2 separate regions of the Homo sapiens genome follow, and region 2 is linked to region 1. The links are chromatin contacts, found by Hi-C or POLR2A ChIA-PET in ENCODE. All regions are on one chromosome and are shown on one strand. The core of a region is the stretch at or near the end of the contact, and the rest is flanking DNA. Distances in the headings are between cores, read along the strand shown. Region 1 overlaps FAM227A (family with sequence similarity 227 member A). Region 2 overlaps TPTEP2-CSNK1E (TPTEP2-CSNK1E readthrough).

Evidence for each region. A loop is a pair of places that touch in the nucleus more often than their neighbours do. ChIA-PET counts read pairs that join two places held with the same protein, here RNA polymerase II (POLR2A). Pooled maps may share reads with other maps.
Region 2: a loop to region 1 is called in a pooled map, with 3 times the contacts of the local background. The contact joins two enhancer-like sites. A Hi-C loop is called at or near these places in 2 of 50 pooled maps. POLR2A ChIA-PET finds 5 or more read pairs at or near these places in 3 of 52 experiments (Caco-2, Panc1 and T-cell).

The regions. Positions count from the first base shown.
Region 1 is chr22:38,613,388-38,616,879 of GRCh38, forward strand. All of the region lies in intron 11 of FAM227A (family with sequence similarity 227 member A), which reads right to left. Among named protein-coding and RNA genes, the nearest start is that of FAM227A, 41 kb to the right of the region's middle. Within about 2 kb of position 1,548, at least 2 of the 41 ENCODE cell types and tissues checked have a DNase peak (open chromatin) inside an H3K27ac peak, as active enhancers do.
Region 2 is chr22:38,304,031-38,307,522 of GRCh38, forward strand. All of the region lies in intron 6 of TPTEP2-CSNK1E (TPTEP2-CSNK1E readthrough), which reads right to left. The region is part of intron 2 of CSNK1E (casein kinase 1 epsilon); the gene reads right to left. Among named protein-coding and RNA genes, the nearest start is that of CSNK1E, 12 kb to the right of the region's middle. RefSeq lists enhancers at 1,703-1,752, 1,853-2,102. Within about 2 kb of position 1,786, at least 18 of the 41 ENCODE cell types and tissues checked have a DNase peak (open chromatin) inside an H3K27ac peak, as active enhancers do.

The DNA.
Region 1 (3,492 bases), core at 298-2,797:
TATAATATATATTTATAATATATATGATATATATAATTTGTTTGTTTTCCCCCCTGCAAGGATCTAGGTCCAAGGTCCCAGCCCAGGGATGTCCTTGGACCCTGACAATGCAGTTTCTAGCTATCTCATCATCTTCCCAGAGACAAAGCTCAGGATCCTAATACTATGTGTTTGCACCTGACATATATAACGGGGAAGGTGTGTACAACTGGGTTTCACGGATGTTGGGAGTCCCTGAAATGTATGCCTTCCTGGCTCAAAGACATCATTTTTCCTAATCTCCAGCTGTGTTTCTCTAGGTACCACCCTTGTATAATATGATTAAGAGCTAATGTTTATTGAGTTCTTACTCTGTGCTATGCTGTTTGCTGAGTGCTTGCATGTAAGATCATATTTAACGCCCACATTGTGACTGATTTCTCTAGGTACCTATTTTACTGATAAGAAAACTGAGGTTCAGTGAGATGAAATGACTCATCTGAGAGCTAGAATTCTTTTTTTTGAGACAGGGTCTCGCTCTACTGCCCAGGCTGGAGTGCAGGGGTGCGATCTCAGCTCACTGCAACCTCTGCCTCCTGGGTTCAAGAGATGCCTCAGTCCCCCAAGTAGCTGGGACCACAGGTGCATGGCACCACGCCCATCTAATTTTTGTGTTTGTAGTAGAGACAGGGTTTCACCATGTTGGCCAGGTTAAGAGCTAGGATTCTAGTCCATGCCTAATTTGATAGTCTGGTCTCTCAACTATATACTACTTCTCCAGGTTTAGGACCTGGGGAGCTGGGAAAGGGGGACACAGAGTTGAGCTACTGTGCAAAGAGACGCAGGAGAGAATATCCTGCCTGCTGCTCTTTTCATCTCCCTGGTTTTCTCTCTCCCTATCATTTTCTCCCTCAGATTCCATTTCCTAAAACTTTTTATCTTTAAAAATATTTATTAAATGAACAAATGACTCAGTCTCTAATAGGTGGGTGTCCTAATTTATAGCTGGGTCTCATAGCAGAAGCCAGCTCTGTGGTTAGATACTTTTGCATTTCCACTGTGCAAATCCCTAACACTTAAACAAGAGAAGGGCAGACAGGAGACCAGAGATGGAAAGTAATTGCAACTCATTCCCCTGAATTGTGGACTCTCAGACAGACTACTGCCATTGAAATGCATATTTTGAACACAGCCAGCTCTTTCATTGAGCAGATGGGAAAACGTGTCTGCTCTTGATGAGAGAGGCTCTATCCCCACCACAAAACCCAATTACTCCCTCTATCCTGGTTTGCCCATTAAAACTTCAGCTGTGCTCAAGGTTCCAGAGTTTTTGATTATTTCTATTTTGGGGGCAGTAAATGGAATCTCTTAACTAGGTTCCTGAAATAACTGTCAGAAGAGTTTATGTATTTCAGTACAAAGAACACACGCTTGTTTCAAGCCATTGTGACAGGCAGTACCCAAACACTGAATAATATTTTGGTCTTGGTCTCTGGGTGATGGCTGTCCCTCTGCAGCACCTATGTCATCTGCACTTTTTGGGAACTGACGTTTACAGAGCACAGTCATATGCTAAGCACAGGGCCAAGAGTTTACATAGATGACCTCATTCACGAAGTCCAGAAATATTTGTTAAGTGTCTTCTTTGTGTTAGGTCTGTTCTAGGAGGTAAAAGAGATAGAACAGCAATAAATGTTACCCAGGCTGGAGTGCAGTGGCACGATCTTGGTTCACTGCAACCTCCGCCCCCTGGTTCAAGCAATTATCCTGCCTCAGCCTCCCCGTAGCTGGGATTATAGGCACGCACTGCCACGCCCAACTAATTTATGTATTTTTAGTAGAGATGGGGTTTCACCATGTTGGCCAGACTGGTCTTGAACTCCTGACCTCAAGTGATTCGCCTGCCTGGGCCTCCCAAAGTGCTGAAGATTACAGGCTTGAGCCATCGCGCCCGGACAGAGTTTACCTTCTAAGAGAGGGAGACAAACTCTAAACAACACATCAACCCAACAGGAAGATAAGTACTGTACAGAGATTGAGATAGGTTATGGGAAGACAGAGGCTGGCAGTCAGGGACAGCTTCTCTAGGGCAATGACAGTGAACCTGGCATCTGAGGGACAAGGAGGAACCAGATTTCCCCTCTGGATCCCTGAGGAAAGCAGATTCCAGGCAAAGAGGACAGCGAGTGCAAAGGCCCAACCAGGCATAGACCTGGCACGTCCAAGAGGCAGAAGGAAGTCCAGTGCCTGGTGCTGTGGGAGGGCATGGGTGCCAGGCACCTGCAGTGGGGGGGCCTGATTCTGTACGGCACTGCAAGTCAGGTGAGCGAGACTGGATTTTATTCCAAATGCAATGAAGAAGTTATTGGAGGTTTTAAGCAGGGAATAACCCCATCTGATGTATATCTGTAAAAGGTTACTCTGGTCACTATGTGGAGGCTGGGTTGGTGCTACAAGTAAAAGAAAGGAGCCCAGGTGGCAGCTGCTGCAGTCAGCCAGGCAAGAGAGGACACTGAGGGTTAGGAGTCAGGTGCTTTCCTCACCTGGATTGAGGTTCCTCAAATCCTCCTGGTGTGGCTGAGAAGGCTGGTGGATAGACAAGTACGAGTTCCGGGAGAGGCCAGGGCGAAGGTGGGTCACTGGCGTATGGGCGGTATTTGAAGCTACCAGACCAAATGAGGCCACCCAGGGAGAATATGTAGATACAGTAAGGAAGGGGGCTTGGGAAAGAGTAGACTGACAGGACAGGGAGCTGGCAGAGAAGATGGAGAGGGGTCAGCCAGTGAGGAAGGAAAACACTGTCAAAAGTTTGGCAACAAAGAAGCCAAGAGAACAAAGCGTCTCAAGAAGATGGGAGTGGCCAACCACACCAAACAGGTTAGAGGAGTGACTCAGTCCAAGCCAGTGGGGTCCCCGCGCTGTTGGCAAGAGCAGCTGCAGTGGCTGCCGGGGGCAGGAACCTGACAGGAGTAGCCAGGCAGAGATGGGGGTACAGAGGCATCTTTCAAGAAGTTCTGGGCTGGATGTGGCTCATGCCTGTAATCCCAGCACTTTGGGAGGCTGAGGCAGGTGGATTGCCTGAGATCAGGAGTTCGAGGCTAGCCTGGCCAACATGGTGAAACCCCGTCTCTACTAAAAATACAAAAAAAATTAGCTGGGCATGGTGGTGCAAGCCTGTAATCCCACCTACTCGGGAGGCTGAGGCAGAAGAATCGCTTGAACCTGGGAGGTGGAGGTTGCAGTGAGCCAAGATCATGCCATTGCACTCCAGCCTGGGCTACAGGAGCGAAACTCCATCTCAAAAAAAAAAAAAAATAATAAGTTCTGGAGTGAAAGGGAGCAAAAGATGGGGATGTGGAGTCAAGATAAGAGATGATGAAAGCACGGCTGTTCAGTGATGGGAATGACCCCACAGAATGGGAGGAAATGAAGATGCAGGAAAGAGGGGCGCTAAGGGCATCTCTACTTGGGAAGCTGAGGGCCAAGGTTCAGAACACAGGCTGGGGACTGACC
Region 2 (3,492 bases), core at 536-3,035, 310 kb before region 1:
GAAGTCACAAGAAAGACCAAGCCCAAAGTGTACCTTGCCTCAGTTTCCCTGGCTGTATGGGTGGATGAGATGAAGGGCTGGGGCTAGGCTGGGCGACAGGGTGTCTCCTTCCTGGGGCCAGCAGCGAGCCCAGCAGGAGGAGTAGGACAGTGTCGCAACAGGACACAAACAGGCCAGAACAACCCCCAGGGACACAGCCTCAGGAGGAGTTCAAGACAGGAGAAAGGCAGGACCTCACATCAGAGGAAAAGATGAGACTGTTCATTAATAATGTCCCTGAACAACCGGCTGGCCACCTGAGAAAAGACACCATGGCTCACACCACAACCAGGAGAAATCTCAAGTAGAGGAAAAGTTTGTATATAAGAAATAAAGGTGTGGGTGTGAGTTGGCACAGCCCCTGTGCACCTCTTGGGTGAAGCTGAACATAAACAAACGCTCGCCCAAGCAACCCCACTCCTGAGTGTACATCCTTCAGAAACACGTGTGCACCAGGGGGACAGGACAAGGATGGACACAGGAGCAAACAGCCCAAGTGCTCAGCAGCAGAAGAACAGGAACAGTGGCGCAGTCACCAGGGAATCCCAGGCGGCAGTGAAGAGGAAAGGATGCCTGCTTCACACAATGACCCTGGTCCCAGGGGTGCACTCCTCACAGCAGCCAGAGGGTGGAAACAACAAACATCTGTCACAGATGCAAGGATGAATGGAATGCAGTGCCTCCATGCGGCGGAATATTATTCAGCAATAAAGAGGAATAAAGTACCGATACACGCTACGACACGAGTGCACCTTGAAAACATTCTACCCGAGGCCAGGCACAGTGGCTCACGCCCGTAATCCCAATACTTTGGGAGGCTGAGGCGGGTGGATCACAAGGTCAGGAGTCCGAGACCAGCCCAGCCAAGGTGGTGAAACCCTGTCTGTACCAAAAATACAAAAATTAGCCGGGCGCAGTGGCAGGCATCTGTAATCCCAGCTACTTGGGAGGCTGAGGCAGGAGAATCACTTGAACCCAGGAGGCGGAGGTTGCAGTGAGCCGAGATTGTGCCATTGCACGCTAGCCTGGGTGACGGAGTGAAACTCCAGCTCAAAAAAAAAAAAAAAAAAAAAAAAAAGAAGAGTGCAAGCACAGTTCTACTTGTTTCCATATCAAAACAGGCAACAAGACTGGACAATACAGATTTAAACACGAAAGAAAGGAAAAAGATTAAATGTCAGACGGTGGTTCCCAGGGAGGGACACCTTAGGCCATGCAGGTATTCTATACGTATTCTTTGCATCCACTCAACGTTTAATAAGAAATAACAATGAAATGTTAGAAGAAGGGAGAATTGCCTTATAGCCTTGGGGTTAGGCAAAGCTTTTATTTTTATCCCTGATTCAAAATCCTAAAGCCATTTAAAAAAAAAAAAAAAAAGCTCCTTCCTCTCCAAAAAAAAAAGAATCCCTTCTGCATGGCAAAAACACCGGAAATAAAGTCCTAAGAGACATACTCACTTGCAATTCTTATCACAGGCAAAGAGCTAATATGTAATGAGCTCCTACAAATCAGTCAGAAAAAGACTCAGCAGAAAATAGGCCAAAGGATTTGAAACACACACTTCACAGAGAAAGAAATCATTAATAGAAAAGCCTTACTCATAGGGAAAGATGCCCAACCTCCTTGTAAGAGAAATGCAAATTAATATGATCGTGAAAGACCATGTTTCACCTAGGATTGTCAAAAGTCTTACGAGATAACACACCTGTCTGTCGGCAAGACTGTGGGGGCGCTGAGCACTCCTCCCAGGTGGTGGAGGCGTCAACTGCTGAGTCGCCACTGGAGGGGGATTTGACGCTACTCAGCCCTGACCAGCAACCCCGCTTCTGGGAGTTTACCTGACATCCTAGCACGGTGCAAAACAAGGCGGGGACAAGGCTGTCGGCTGCAGGCTGTTTGGAACAGCAGAAGCTTGGAAACAACCCAAATGTCCCTCCTGAGGGGGCTGATTAAATAAAGAATAGCCCATCCATAAAACAGAATACAATGGAAAAAGAACCAGGAAGCTCTCTCTGCACACAAGTGGAAAGATCTCCAAGATACAGGAAGTGAAAAAGCAAAGCACAGAACAGTGTATATTCCACACTCTCATTTCAGTTTTCTTTAAAAAGGTGGGGAACTAAGTATCTGTGTTTGGCTCTAGCTACATAAAGAAACACTGAACAGAAACATGACTGTACAGGGCTAAGTGGGTCAGGGAGGAAGGGGTGGGGGACGCTTCACTGGATACTGTGTTATAAGTTGCAATTTCTTTCAACACCTTTATTGAGATGTAATTCAGATAACTCTCCAATTGAGTCACTCAAAGTGTGCGACTCACCGTTTTTAGTATATTCACAAGCTTGCGCAGCCATTACCACAATCAATTTTAGAACACAGGCCGGGCGCGGTGGCTCACGCCTGTAATCCCAGCACTTTGAGAGGCCGAGGCAGGCGGATCACAAGGTCAAGAGATCAAGACCATCCTGGCCAACATGGTGAAACCCCATCTCCATTAAAAGTACAAAAATTAGCTGGGCGTAGTGGCGCACGCCTGTAATCCCAGCTACTCGGCAGGCTGAGGCAGGAGAATTGCTTGAACCCAGGAGGCAGAGGTTGCAGTGAGCCGAGATTGTGCCACTGCACTCCAGCCTGGCGACAGAGCAAGACTCCATCTCAAAAAAAAAAAAAAAAAAATTAAAAATTAGAACACAGCATCTTCTTATCAGCTGATACCTTCGTATCAGCATCTGCTGTGGGTTCCGCATCTGCCGATTCAACCATGGATCAAAAATACGTGGGGGGAGAAAATAAAAAATAACAACACAACAATAAGAAATAGGTTGGGTGCAGTGATGCACAACTGTAGTACTACCACTTTGGGAGGCTGAGGAGGATTACTTGAGTCCAGCGGTTCGAGACCAGCCTAAGCAACATAGTGAGACCCTATCTCTACAAAAAATACAAATATTAGCCAGGCGTGGTAGCACGTGCCTGTGGTCCCAGCTACCTGGGAGGCTGAGGCAGGAGGACTGCTTGAACCTAGTAAGTCAAGGTTGCGGTGAGCTATGATCACACCACCACACTCCAGCCTGGGTGACAGAGCAAGACCATGTCTCAAAAATAAATAGGTAAATAATATAAAAATTAAAAATACAGTACAATAACTATTTACATAGCATTTACATTGTATTAGGTATTATAAGTGATCTAGAGATGATTTAAAGTATATGGAGAAGGCCAGGTGCCAGCATTTTGGGAGGCTGAGGCAGGCGGATCACCAGGCAAGGAGTTCCAGACCAGCCTGACCACCATGATGAAACCCCATCTCTACTAAAAATACAAAAATTAGCCAAGGTGCTCCCGTGGGAGCGCCTGTAATCCCAGCTCTCAGGAGGCTGAGGTAGGAGAATCTCTTGAACCTGGGAGGCGGAGGTTGCAGTGAGCCGAGATCACACAACTGCACTCCAG